Regions from separate parts of the Homo sapiens genome. Here all the other regions are linked to region 3. The links are chromatin contacts, found by Hi-C or POLR2A ChIA-PET in ENCODE. All regions are on one chromosome and are shown on one strand. Each heading gives the region's core, a stretch centred on a gene start or an enhancer-like site at or near the end of the contact. The rest is flanking DNA. Distances are from core to core; before and after follow the strand shown. Region 1 holds the start of BLVRB (biliverdin reductase B). Region 2 holds the start of RABAC1 (Rab acceptor 1). Region 3 holds the start of CCDC97 (coiled-coil domain containing 97).

Region 1 (4,765 bases), core at 1,196-3,695, 840 kb before region 3:
TATATAAGATCTCATTTAATTATCCCAAGAGCCCTAGGGCAAGTACTACCAGTTTTGTCATGATCTTACACATATCTAGGTACACAGATGACAAGGCATTTGGTCACAAAGGCTGTAAGCCGCAGAGCTGGTGACTTGAATGTGGGCAGGCTGGCACCAGAGTTCATGCCTGTTAAGACTCTTGGCCCTACAGAACCATTGTGAACTCCAGTTAATCCAAGCCCCTTCTCCCTCCCTCCCTCCCTCCCTCCCTCCTTCCCTCCCTTCTTTCCTTCCCTCCCTCCCTCCCTCCATCCCTCCCTCCTTTTCTTCCTTCCTTCTTTCCTTTCATCTTGCTGTGTCACCCAGGCTGGAGTGCAGTGGTGCAGTGATGCAATCTTAGCTCACTGCAACCTCCCAGGTTCAAGCGATTCTTGTGCCTCAGCCTCCCAAGTACCTGGAATTACAGGCACGTACCACTGTGCCCAGCTAATTTTTTTTTTTTTGAGACAGAGTTTCACTCTTGTCGCCCAGGCTGGAATGCAGTGGCGTAATCTCGGCTCACCACAACCTCTGCCTCCCGGATTCAAGCTATTCTCCTGCCTCAGTCTGCCAAGTAACTGCGATTACAGGCACCAGCCACCATGCCCGGCTAATTTTTCGTATTTTTAGTAGAGACGGGGTTTCACTATATTGGCCAGGCTGGTCTCGAACTCCTGACCTCGTGATCCACCTGCCTCAGCCTCCCAAAGTGCTGAGATTACAGGCGTGAGCCACCGCACCCAGCCTCTTTTTCTTTCTTTTTATGTATTTTTTTAAATTTGAGAGACAGGGTCTCACCCTGTCACCCAGGCTGGAGTGCAGTGGTGCAAACACAGCTCACTGTAGCCTTGAACTCCTGAGCTCAAGCAATCCTCCCACCTGAGCCTTCTGAGTAGCTGGGACTACAGGCATGCATCACCACGCCCAGCTAATTTATTTTTTTTTTGTATTTTTGTAGAGATGGGGTCTTGCTACGTTGCCCAGGCTAGTCTCAAACTCCTGGCCTCAAGCCATCCTCCCGCCTTGGCCTCCCAAAGTGCTGGGATTATAGGCATGATCCACCGTGCCTGGCCAGCCCTTCCCTTTGCTGAGGGGGACAGCAAAGCTGAGAGCTGGGAAGAGATTTTTCAGAGCCACAGCTCTGAAGCTCCCTAGGCTCCAGTTCTTAACCCTCTGAGTGCAGTCCCAGCTATGACCAGCAGGGTGGGCGAGTGGAATTCGGTGGAATTAGTGGATTTCCAGGTGACTCAGCGCCTCTCAACTTCTCTCTCTTACTTCCTTCTCCATTACTCCCGAATAAATGCTTATCAGCAAACTGGTTTTTACTGAGAGGCCCACAGCTCCCCATTCTCCACAAGTCAAGATCCTCACGTGGTCTCCCTGGGGAAGGGGAGAGTTATGGACCTAGAGAAGAACTTTCAGAGTCCCTCCAAGGGAGACAGCAGAGTGGGGTCCTGTTGGCCTCCACCCTTTTGGGGCACGCAGATAGTCAATATCTTCAGCGTCCCCAAGGCCTGCAAGGGTGGGGCCCCATATCTGGAAGTCCCAGGCCCAGCTGGGAGTTGGTCAAGTCTGGGCTGTGGGGGCAGGGAGTGCTGGGGGATGGTTATCCCCTTTTCTGCCCTCTCTCCTGGGGCAACTCCAAATTTTCAGCCCTCATTGACTTTCCCAGGACTGCTGTCCCCAAGTCTTCACTCATGTCTCTCTGTGACTCCTTCCCATTAGGTACTCGCAGCAACCTGACCCCCCAACTTTTTCAGTTTCCAGCCTGGGGACTTGTGGTGGTTAAGAGCATGAGCTGAGTTCAAATCCCAGTCCTGTCAGTTAACAGCTGTGTGATATTGGGCAAGTCACTCTCTGGGTCTCAGTTTTCTCATCTGTCAAGTAGGGTGATACTAGTTCCCACCCCATTTTGAAAGCTCTCATGTGAAGAGACGACAGAGCAAGCTTGGCTTAGTAAATCCTCTCTGGGAGTGCGAACAACCACCACCACAACCACAATAATGACAACCGCATTGCATAAGAGCCCTGGACTTACACACGACTGTGCCAGTGGAGTCCTCCCGGGGCTCCCGGGGCCAATTCCTCTCTGGCTTGGACTCACATAAACTTGGATCTCACATCTTTCCCCATTTCTGCCCCCGTGGCCACTTGCTTTGGCCCCTGAGTCCTCATACACCTGGCTGGGGCGCTCATGGCCCCAATCAGCCTCGGCCCGACCCCATGGTGCCCCTTCCTAAAGTTCTGCCCGTCTGTCCCGTGACATGCCCCGCCCGCCCCGGCTCATGCCTGCTTGCACCGCCTGCGCCAGGGTGGTGAGCCCGGTCTGGCCAGTGGCGCCGAAGATCGCGATCTTCTTGACGGCCATCGTACGGGATCGTGGGGGTGCAAGGCCTCAGAGTCTCGGCACGCGCGGGAACCCACTGGCTGCTGGGCGGTGCTCTCTGCCCTACTCAAGCCAGGAACAACGGGGCGGAGCTGGCTCGAAGGGCCACGCCTCAGACTCTCCGCCCGCGGCTCAGGTCAAGGGGCGGGGCCTAACGCGGATGGGCGGGGCAGGCGTCAGCTTGCATTCGCTCACCGTCCAGCACCGCCCTCTCTGCGCGCCACTTAGACTGGAAGGCGGGGCCACAGAAGGCCACGCCTCCACATAGCAACAAATAGAGTGGACGGAGCCGAGATAACTTGTCACTCAGCGCCCTGCCTCCGCGCTCCACCTCCCGGAGAGGGGCGGGGCCAGGCGAGCCTCACCCACGGCCTCTCGTAGCTCACGCCCCCTCTCCCGGAGCCTGGAGCGGATCTGGGGCGCACTCTAAGCCCCAGGGCCTCCCAGAACCAGCAAGGGGAGAAAGTTAGGAGGACAGAGTGTGTGTGTGCACTTGGATGTAAGACACTGTGTCACGGCGTACCTATGCACTTATATGACCCTGTGTGACTCAGTGACCCGGAGGGCAAGCAGGACTGTGGGTGACACCTTGTGTCATCCTCTGAGTGTGATCCCGTGTTACAGTGTGACTACACGTGCGTGACACCACGTGTGGCAGGCATTGATTCTGTTCTTTTGTGACCTTGTGGTGACACCGTGGGTGACACTGCGTCAGCCTGTACGATAGGGTGTGGGACGTGTGAGGTGTGCTACATGGAAGCGTGAGACTAATTAGACTGTGACAGTGTGTGACACCACATGTCTCGTGTAAGGATGTGTGACACCGGGACCCCATTCGAGTGTGTGGCTGTGGGTGTCTGTGTTGAGCTGCTCATTGTGACCCCCTGTGACTATGATGTGTGAGGTGCGGCGGTGCAGCATGTGCGGGGCGACTGCTATGAAGGTTCGAGTGTGTAGAGTGTGTGACACTGTGGCTGTGAAGCTGTGCGTGATGTGTGGGCCTATGACACTGTTTGTGACTGCCGGGGAGTGTGCGGCTGTGTGTGACAGGTGCATTTGTGTGTGACGCCGCGTGGGCGGTGGTTACCCTATTGGATTTGTGTGGTGGTGGGTGACACCGTTCCAGTGTGGACGCCGCGTGTGACGGCGTGAGGGTGTGACCCCGTGAGACCCCACAGGAGGGAGTGACGGCGCGCAAGCGCGTGGATGCGGGGGTGAGTTTGTGCGCCGAGGCCCCCGCGAGTATGGCAGCGTGGCGAGCGTGACCCCGTGGGAGTGTGCAGCGCGTGACGCCGCCGTGCCCTCGCGAGTGCAGCCGTGCACCCCACGCCGCGGCCGGGTGTGACTGCGCGTGGGCCTCGGGCGGCGGGGCGCGGGGACCGCGGGCGGGAGGGGGTCCCGGGGGCGCGCTGAGCGCGGCGGCGGCGCGAGAGAGGGAGGCGCGGCGGCGCATGCGGATCTGGCTGAGCCGCGGGCCGGCGGGGCCGAGCTGAGCCGGGCTGGGCCGGGCCGGGCCGGGCCGGGCAGCGGACGCCGACAGGGAGGGCGGTCGGTCGCGGCGAGCAGCGGAGACAGCGACGCTGGCGGCCGCGGGCCCAGGTGAGCTGCTAGGGGGGCCGACAGCCCCTCCCCCAAGTATGTCCCCACCTGGCGAGCATCCCTCCTCCGCGCGCACGGGGCATGGCTGGAGCCCCGGGTCTCCCCGGCTGGAGGGAGGCAAAGGGTCGAGGGCAGGACGAGCCCACAACCCCCCCACCCGGTCTAGCTTCCGCGCCACGCGTGGGTCTTACCCCCAGGCCTTGTCCTTCCCAGGCCCCCTCCTTGGGCGCAGTGTCTGGACCGCAGGGAGAGAGGCGCGGCCTGGGAAGGGTTAAAGCCTCTGATGCCACCGCAGCCCAGCGCCCCACCAGCCTTTGCGGGGGGGGGGGGGTGTTGGGGGGAGGCTCGCAGGACACCCCTTCCCGGCTTCCCTATTACCTGCTCCCTTCCTTCCCATTCAATCGCGTTATGGCCAGAGCTGATCCTCGGCCTGGCCAGAGGGCTAACAGGAGTGCTAAGGGCCTCCCCATCTCTAAGTGTCTTCCACTGAAGAAAACAGCTGTAACCACCGTTTAACAGGGAGGGAAACTGAGGCACAGAAAGGCCAAGTTAAAGATACTCGGTTAAAGATACAGCAAGAATAAAGCGGAACTTGAACTCATTTCTGTCTGACTCCAGAAGAGGCAAATCGATTTGCTGAGATGTGTGAGGAAAAGATGAAGAATAATAGCAAGGAACATGTATCAAGGGCTTGCAGTGTACCAGATACCATGATCCCTGCATTAATAACTTACCTCTTCAAACACCGCTAAGAAACGG
Region 2 (4,720 bases), core at 1,433-3,932, 650 kb after region 3:
CCCAGCTCCACCCATAGAGACCCACAGAAGATGCTGGGGGAATATTTCCTGAATGACACCCATAACAGCTTTATTTTCAAAGGCGGGATCCCTCCCCGGGCTTGTGATGGGACGGCGCTGTGGGCCCGAGCAGCAGAGCCGTGCAGGACAGGCATGGGCAGGGGTGGGGCAGCTGGCCCGGGAGGCCGGCAGGTCCCAGAAGACACCTCACACGGGTTCCATCTGCAGCTCCTCCCCGTCCACAGCCTCAATCTGGTGGAAGGCAGCGTGGGAGCCGATGACCACCAGGGTGGCTCCTGCAGGAAAGCCGGCAGCTCAGGGCCACACTCCTGCACCTGGCTCCCACCATCCACCCCAGCTGCTCAGACCCTGTACTCACCCAGCACCCAGAAGACGGCCGAGCCCGCACCAGCCAGCCAGAAGAAGGGGAAGGAGATGCCTCCAGCCAGAGCATACTGATGCGCTGGGCTCACCTCTCGGCCTGGGGGCAGATGGCATTGGGGTGCTGTTCCGACTCTCCATGCCCTCTCCCAGAGTAACCCCTGCTGCCCCCCAACAATCCGTACAAGCTCCAGGTTCTCGGGATCGAATCCAAACTCCTCATGCCAAGGCCCTCCAGGTCCTGGGGTCACCCTGTTCCCCTGCTGTCCCCACTGCCCTCCAGAACACAGCACACCGTCCTCGCCTGCCTCAGCCCCACCCTCTGCCCTCTGCCCCACATCCTCCAGGAAGTTCCTGGGATCCCGGCTTCCTGCTCCCTAGACTAGGGCTCTCCTGCTGCAACCCTCGCGCAGACCAGGGTCTCAAACTGGTGGCCCAAGGGCCAAATCTGACCTGTGGATGTGTTTTTTGAGCTGTTTTGCAAGGATGTGATTTGTGGCTGGCAAAGTGAACGATTTCACATAAAAATACCAACTTCAGGCTTCTCATAGAAGTCTCAGGGATGGGGTCTACATGCTCTGGTGACGGTGATCAGCTGAAGCCAAGTCGTGCCTGTGCTTCAGGCACTCCCTCCACCCCAGCCCATCAAGCACATAACTTGCAGGCCCCTGAAGAGCCTGGCCTTCAGGTCTACCTAACTGTCCAATCCCAACTCCCTGACCCCACTCCAAACCTTGATTTTCCCCTGGGGGGAATTTCCCCTGGCATTTTGTTTTCCCAGTGGTCCTTGGTACTACTAGTCTGGGAACCACATGAAACATACTCCTCGGCTTCCCTCTCTAAGTTCCAAGTTCTTTCTGGTCACACCCCAGAAAGCAGGAAAAGAAACGGGAACAGATCTAGGCCAGTGTAAGGTGGCCACCTGGTGTCCAGTGTGGGCACCTGCAGCTGATGTTGGCCGCAGAGAGCGGCAAGGGGAGGAGAGAGAGGGGAGGAGTCATGTGGTTTGAAAAGGAGTAGGTTTAAGGCACAGCAGCCAGGTGGATCCTGGGTTTGAGGAATAGCAATTTGAGGGGGCTGAGACTCGATGGAAGGATCGGTTGTGTCTGAGATTTTAAGGGATCAGGTTTGGGGGATCTAGTGTACATCTAGGCTTGGGCGGACTTGGGTTTTGAAGGACTTGGATTTGGGGTCTGAGGTCTGTCTGCATTCCAAAAGACCAAGATTTGAGGGACCAAGGATTCATCTGGGCAGGGGGTTTCTCACCAAAGAGCACAAGCTTGGACTCCAAGGTGCGCAGATAGAGAATGTAACAGGCGCCGAAAAAGACAGCCAGAGCCACCAGCAACATAGGGGACGTCACCCTGGAGGAGGAGTGCAGGGAGGCAGCGGTTAGACAGCTGGGGCTGGGCCAGCCCGACGGCCCTGGCCTTCTCCACCGGCGGGCGGCAAGCTACATCCTGGAGACCAGGGAGGGCCAGGTGACATTTAGTCACACTGCATCCTGGCCAGGGTGATGGTGGGGTAGGGGACCTGGCCCTTTGGTGACAAGGTAGTCTAGCAGAGCCAATCCTTGGGGGCGGGGCCTGGGCGGTGAGAAGAGGGCCCTGGGCGGTGAGAGGAGGGACCGGGCGGTGAAGGGCGGGGCCTGAGCGGCGAGAGGAGGGGTCCAGCCGGTCGGGGCTAGTGCGGGTGCGGGGCCCGGGAGGCACTCACACACAGTACAGGATGAGGCCCAGGAACACGAACACATAGTTGCTCTGGTAGTACTCCACGTTGCGTACGAGGCGCTGGCACAGCTCTCCCAGGTTGCGGGGCCGTGAGAAGCGCTGCTGGTCCACGAAGGTGCTCCAGGGCCGGATGGTCGCGCGGCGCCGCTCCAGCCACTCCCGGCCTGCACCGGAGGGAATCAGCTTCGGCAGCAGGGTCCTGCGGGGGGTGGGGCCGGGTCAGTGGTGGACCGGGATGGAGCCCCAGACCCCCGCAAAAGAAGGGGACTAAGGGTGCCTGGACTCCCTCCCGGGACCCCAGATTCCTGTACAGCAGGCAGGGAGGGGACTAGGGGCCCAGACTCCAGGGTCCCATTAGAGGAGACCGGGGCCAACACTTCTGCGGCTCGGGGCTGGGACTCCAGGCTCTCGAGGGAGGAGGGAGGAGGGGGCCGGGGGCCCGGACTCCCGGGTCTCTGGTCCGAGGGCCTAGAGCCAGCTCGCTCACGTGCCGCTCAGCCCTTCCGCCTCGGCATCTTTCTGCTGGTCCTTCTGCGCTGCCATGTCTGCGTCGTGAGGGGTAGAGCTGCTGTAACCAGCCCGGTACCCTGAAGACCCCGCCGGCCCCGCCCGACGCCGGCCCCACCCAGCGGAGTCGACGTGGCGCAGCCCCGGAGCAGCTGGGGACTGTAGTTCTGCCGCCGAGTATTGTGGGAGTTGTAGTCCTGACGGTGACTAAGAGGATGGGCGCTATGATGGCGGTCTGACTCGCAAAACACCTTGGGAGATATAATCCCAGAAAGTGACGGCGCGCGCCTCTGGGTATTATAGGAGTTGTAGTTTCAGGAGGGTGCATGTGGGCTGTCAGGAGCGAGGGCGTTATGGGAACTCTAACGGCAGAAGCGGGCGTTGTGTACTCTCCCAGGGAAGGCACAATGGGGACCGTGCAGAGCTGTCCTTCTGACTCTAGAGGGCATAAAAAAACACCTGGAGGGCTTGCTAAAACAGATTCCTGGGCCCTAGCCCAGATGTTTTCATTCAGCAAGTCTGGGGTGGAGCCCATAATTTCCATTTCTGAGTTCCCAGGTGATGCTGATGCCCCTGGTCCATGGACTACATTTTGAGTAGAAAGATTTAGATAATTTGTGGGAATTGATTCCTTCCTCAAGAGATTGAGGCTAGTGAGGGGGCCATGGTTGCTGGAGGGGTATCTGAGGTTGCCCCCTGCCCCACCTTGTGGAGTCCCAAAGATGAATGAGTTGGGGCTAGGGACACCTCCGACCCCGCCACACACACCTTTGGAGAGAAGGGAGTGAAGTTGGGAAAGACAAAAGGTTGAGAAGTTTTGTGGGCTTTTTTGAAATGGAGTCTCGCTCTTGTTGCCCAGGCTGGAGTGCAATGGCGCAATCTCGGCTCACTGCAACCTCTGCCTCCTGGGTTCAAGCGATTCTCCTGCCTCAGCCTCCAGAGTAGCTGGGATTACAGGCGCCCGCCACCACGCCCAGCTAATTTTTGTATTTTTTTAGTAGAGACGGGGTTTCACCATGTTGGCCAGGCTGGTCTCGTACTCCTGACCTCGTGATCTTCCTGTCTCAGCCTCTCAAAGTGCTGGGATTACAGGCGTGAGCCATTGTGCCTGGCCCACAGGGCTGGAATTCTAATTGAATTCTAATGGGGTGAACCAGAACAGGGCCTCAAGAAATGTGTGTGGAAGTATAGGGAAGCCTGGGCTCCCTTAAGCAGACTGGGATCCTAATTTTCCAAAGCAGCTGGGTGGGGCTGGAAGGAAAATATCTATATGGGATAACCAGGTGACCTTTTTTTTTTTGAAAATTTTTTTAAGTAGATAAGGGATTTTGCTGTGTTGGCCCAGTAGGTCTCAAACTCCTGGACTCAAGCGATCCTTCTGCCTGGCCTTCCCAAGTATTGGGATTACAGGTGTGAGCCACCATGCCCAGGTTCAAGTGACTTTTTTTTTTTTTTGAGACGGAGTCTCACTCTGTCGCCAGGGCTGGAGTGCAGTGGCACAATCTTGGCTCACTGCAACCTCCACCTCCTCCTGGGTTCAAGCGATTCTCCTGCCTCAGCCTCCCGAGTAGCTGGGATTACAGGCGCCCGCCACTATGCCCAGCTAATTTTTTGTATTTTTAGTAAAGATGGGGTTTCACCATGTTGGCCAGGCTGGTCTCGAACTCCTGACTTTGTGATTTGCCCGCCTCGGCCTCCCAAAGTGCTGGGATTACAGGTGTGAGCCACTGCGCCTGGCCCCAAGTGACTCTTTTAGGCCCAGCTCTTGTCTTCCAAGATCTACAGCAGTTTAGGGTTTGTGCTTTGAGGCCTGCTGGAAGGTGTTCCCAGGAGGTGGGAGGAAGATGGCCCTGTCTGAGGGGCTGGTGGCGCAATAGGCAGGGAAGCCCTTTGCAAGGGCCCCACACTGAAGATGGAAGAGTTACACTTTGAAGATCAGATTGGCTAGTTACTGTTTATTTCCTCTTTGTCACCCCCAGGCTTTTAGTGGAATCAGGTTTCCTTTTTTTTTTTTTTTTTTTTTGAGATGGAGTTTCACTCTGTTGCTCAGGCTGGAGTACAGTGGCACAATGTCTACTCACTGCAACCTCCGCCTCTCGGGT
Region 3 (4,219 bases), core at 756-3,255:
CTGGACAGTGCTGGGGACATAGTATGGCCACGGCAGTCCTGGACCCCGTTCTCACAGAGCTCCCACTCCAGAGAGAACAAAGACCTGCCAGCACCAAGTGGTCAGCTGTGAGAGCCTGGGGTGGTGTGCAGGGAGGGCTTCCTGGAGGAGTGAGCCAGGGTAAAAGACTCCAGATTGCATCCCCATGGCCCATCTTCCCCTTCCTTAGCAACCTTATGTCTTCGTTCCCTCATACATGCTGTGTTCCTGGCTCCTTGTGAGAGACAATGCTGGGCCACAGGAGAAGCCAATTCAGCCCCAATCTTCCCTGGTGGGAGCTCAGAGCCTTGTGAAGGGGAGATGGGCAACAAAAACAAGGGAGGGAAACTGACTAGTCTCAGAATCTCGGGTAGGGCATCAGAACGTGAGAAGGAACCAAGGTTGGTGGCTAAAAGGGACCCTAGAATGCGCCAGAGAGGAGGTGGCAGGGCCTTTAGTCTGGAAAGTCCCCTTCCCTTCATGTCCATATGCTGGGCTACAGCGCCCTCTGCTGGCCTCTCCTGGTAATGCCTAGGAATCTGGGTTGGTAAATAGGGACCTCCTTGGCTTTCTTCCACAACTCCAGACCTCAAGGGAATGCAAATGGGGAAGCTCTTCCTCTGTTCTCAGCCAGTTTTTCTCACACGTCTCATCTCCAGTCCCTTGATGCCCACTCCCTTCAGAATAAAGGAGGTCAAGCCACTTACTATGGCTTATGAGGCCCTGCATGGCCTAGCACCTGGTAACATCGCTGGCGCCCTCTCTTTCTGCTCCCCCTTTGAATATCAAATCAGTGTTTATTTTGTTCTGAGGAGCCATAAGTCCTTTTTGGAACCCACAAATGATGCCATGAACCACTGCATTGGAGAATACAGAGGTACATGGAATTTTGCATAAAAATTCATGAGGTTCTCAAAACCTCCACAGCCCAATCATGGCTTTCAAGTTAGAGCTCCTTTCCTATGCCCTGACCGTAGTGAAGTGCTTGCAGCAACCAGAACCGTCCGTACGTGCCATCCTCCTCAAGACTCTTCCCTACCTTCCTCTTAACCCAGCTCCTACTCGTTCTTCAGGTCTTAGCTTGAGGGTACCCTCCCAGAAAGAAGGCTTCCTTGACCCTCCAGCCTGGGGTGGACAGCTCCCTCAGCCCTCTGGATCCATCAAAGCCCTGGCCACTGAGTGACATGTCTGTCTACTCTGCTGGTAACACCTAAATAGAGCCCCACCCATCCCATAGGGAAATAAGGACCAGAGTTGTCTTGTTTCACACCTGTAGATTTCCTCCAGGTCCTGGGAACACAAAATGGGAAGTTCTATCTCACTATCCATCTCATGCCAGCCAGAGACAGGGTATGATGACGGAAGTAAGCCAGGCTGGTGGCTCACGCGCGTAATCCCAGCATTTTGAGAGGCTGAAGCGGGAGGATTGCTTGAGGCCAGGAGTTGGGGACTAGCCTGGGCAACAAAGTGGGACCCCTGGCTCTACAAAAAAATTTTAAAAATTAGCCGGGCGCGGTTGTGCGCGCCTGTAGTCCCAAGTACTCCAAAGGCTGAGGCAGGAGGATCACTTGAGCACAGGAATGTGAGGTTACTTGAACTGTGATCGCGCCACTGCATTCGTCTAGGCGACAAAGCGAGACCCTGTCTCAAAAAAAAAAAAAAAAAAAAGAGTCAAGGCTTAGTAATATTCCTGAATTCCTGAAGGAGTTAAGAAAGGAAAAGGACAAGCGGGGGTCTAAACGAGAGCACGAACCCTCAGCGTATGACGGCTCCAGGCTCCGGGGGAAAGTCCTTTAGCCATCCATCCCAAAATTAAGCACGCTGGGAGCTGGAGTCACAGCAGTGATAAAACGAACAATGATTCTGGTTCCTACTGACTGACAGGAGAGGTTTAAGGGTCTCTCACTCTCCGGGGAGCCCCTTTCCTTCCTGGCTGCGGAGGGCGGAGCCCGAGAGAGGCACGCATGCGCAATGCAACGTCTGCCTTAGGCCCGGAACTTCGGTGCCTGGGCGCAGCGGTGCACCCGGACCCGGAACATTCTCAGGCGAAAGTGTCTCTTGCGTGCGTGGGCCGGAGGTTAGTGTGCGGGGCCCGCCGGGCGGTTGAAAAGTCCGAGAGAATCAGGATGGAGGCCGTGGCGACGGCGACGGCGGCGAAGGAACCCGATAAGGGTGAGATCTTGGTCACGCGCAGGCGGCGGGTGGGTGCGGTTGCGGTGTCTCTAGGAAATGATTCCCCCAGGAACGCGAAGTAGGACTCGTTTTAGGGGGACACCCACCCCCCTCAGCTTTACCGGTCCTCTTCACTACTTTGCCCAGATTATTCCCTCCCTTGTCGCGGGCTGACCTTCTTTTCCTCCATTCCTTCCCCCCGAAATTAACCTCTTCCCAGTTCCAGACCAATCCTTTCCATGTCCCTAATTCATTTCCTTACCAGGCTAACTCTCAAATTAACAGAAACCTCTCTACCCCGGCCTAATTCCTGCATTGCCTCAGACCAGCCCTTCTCAAATTACCTCCTTCCCTGTACCAAGCTGAGCCTTCCCTTGCTCTCTAGACGAATCCTCCTACCTTTCCAGGCTAAACTTCTACCTGCCTCATGCAAACTTATCCCAATCTAACGATTCCTTCATTTCATTGTAACTCCCGTTTCCCCCAAAGTCCGAAATCCAGCCAGGCTCCTTTCAAAGTCCTTACTCAATTTCTGTGCTTTCCCACAACCTTCAAAGTAATCCGACGTCGGGTGAGGTGTGATTGGAAGCGTGGCTCCAACACCACTGGCCAAGAATTGGTAATTGTGGAAGCCAGATGGAGATGATTGGTATATGGAGGTAGGGGGAGAATTGTCGTTGTACTTTCTACTTTTGTGTATGTTTGAAATTTTCTAAAAATAAAAAATTTAACCTAAAAAAAGTCTTAAGGCCGGGTGCAGTGGCTCCCGCTTGTAATCCCAACACTTTGGGAGGCCAAGGCAGGAGAGTTGCTTGAGCCCAAGAGTTTGAGACCAGCCTGGGCAAGAGAGAGAAACCTGATCTCTATAAACATTTAAAAATTAGCCAGGCCTGGTGGCTAGGGAGTAGCTAGGACAAGCTACTCAGGAGACTAAGGTGGGAGTGTCACTCGAATCCTTTGAGATTGCAGTGACCTAAGATTATTACACCACTGCACTCCAGCCTCTGCAGCAGAGTGAGACTTGAGCCCAGGAGTTTGAGACCAGCACTGGCAACATAGCCAGACCCCATCTCTACAAAAAATTTAAAAATTAAGGCCGGGCCCGGTGGCTTACACCTGTAATCGCAGCACTTTGGAAGGCGGAGGCAGGAAGATCACCTCAGGTCAGGAGTTGGAGACCAGCCTAGCCAACATAGCGAAACCCCATCTCTACTAAAAATACAAATATTAGCCAGGCGTCGTGGTATGTGCCTGTAATCCCAGCTACTCGGGAGGCTGAGGCACCAACTGGAATCACTTGAACCCGGGAGGCGGAGGTTGCAGTGAGCAGAGATCGCACCACTGTACTCCAGTCTGGGTAACAGAGCAAAACTCTGTCTCAAAAAAAAAAAAATTAGCCAGGTTTGATGGTGCATTCCTGTGGTCCCGGCTACTCAGGAGTCTGAGGCGGGAGGATCACTTGAGCCCAGGAGGTCAAAGCTGCAGTGAGCTGTGTTTGCACTATTGCATTGCAGTCTGAGCAACAGAGCAAGACCCTGTTTCAAAAAAAAGAAAAAAAATTTGTCTCTTGGCCCCATCTGTCTCCTTCAGAGAGTCATGTATACTTGGTCTTCATTTCCTCGTCTCCTGCTCACGACTGTCTGACTTTTCTCCTAAGAAACTGCTCTGATTAGGGTCTGCACTGACTTCCCCCATGTTGTTCAATTCAGTCCCCCCATTCAGGTTTTTGTTTGTTTGTTTGTTTTTTGAGAGAGTCTCACTCTGTTGCCCAGGCTGGAGTGCAGTGGCATGATCTCAGCTCACTGCAACCTCCACCTCCCAGGTTCAAGTGATTCCCGTGCCTCAGCCTCCCAAGTAGCTGGGATCACAGGTGCCCGCCACTATGCCTGTCTAATTTTGTATATTTTTAGTAGAGATGGGGTTTCACCATGTTGGCCAGGCTGGCCTCGAACTTCTGACCTCAAGAGATCCTCCTGCCTCAGCCTCCCATAGTGCTGGGATTACAGGTGTGAGCCACCACACTTGGCCC

What was found. Hi-C counts contacts between places; a loop is a spot of excess contacts on that map. ChIA-PET counts read pairs that join two places held with the same protein, here RNA polymerase II (POLR2A). Pooled maps may share reads with other maps.
Region 1: a pooled map shows a loop between it and region 3 (4-fold over the local background). The contact joins the promoter of BLVRB here to the promoter of CCDC97 in region 3. A Hi-C loop is called at or near these places in 1 of 168 maps with a recorded cell type or tissue (natural killer cell) and 5 of 50 pooled maps. POLR2A ChIA-PET finds 5 or more read pairs at or near these places in 1 of 52 experiments (GM10248).
Region 2: a pooled map shows a loop between it and region 3 (5-fold over the local background). The contact joins the promoter of RABAC1 here to the promoter of CCDC97 in region 3. A Hi-C loop is called at or near these places in 2 of 50 pooled maps. POLR2A ChIA-PET finds 5 or more read pairs at or near these places in 3 of 52 experiments (T-cell, WTC11 and activated naive CD4-positive, alpha-beta T cell).

The regions. Positions count from the first base shown.
Region 1 is chr19:40,463,300-40,468,064 of GRCh38, forward strand. It overlaps BLVRB (biliverdin reductase B), which reads right to left and starts at 2,446. Exons shown (of 5, transcript NM_000713.3): 1 at 2,311-2,446. The coding sequence starts at 2,389. SPTBN4 (spectrin beta, non-erythrocytic 4) reads left to right here and starts at 3,702. Exons shown (of 36, transcript NM_020971.3): 1 at 3,702-4,006. RefSeq lists an enhancer at 1,520-1,639 and a silencer at 2,661-2,860.
Region 2 is chr19:41,956,639-41,961,358 of GRCh38, forward strand. RABAC1 (Rab acceptor 1) reads right to left here and starts at 2,683. Exons shown (of 5, transcript NM_006423.3): 1 at 2,599-2,683; 2 at 2,098-2,310; 3 at 1,648-1,745; 4 at 380-481; 5 at 45-296. The coding sequence starts at 2,654. The coding sequence ends at 208. RefSeq lists silencers at 1,891-1,960, 2,411-2,660 and an enhancer at 2,771-3,060.
Region 3 is chr19:41,308,167-41,312,385 of GRCh38, forward strand. It overlaps CCDC97 (coiled-coil domain containing 97), which reads left to right and starts at 2,006. Exons shown (of 5, transcript NM_052848.3): 1 at 2,006-2,190. The coding sequence starts at 2,145. It overlaps LOC105372401 (a long non-coding RNA gene), which reads right to left and starts at 1,883. Exons shown (of 2, transcript XR_935968.4): 1 at 1,772-1,883; 2 at 1-1,659. RefSeq lists enhancers at 599-778, 2,052-2,341.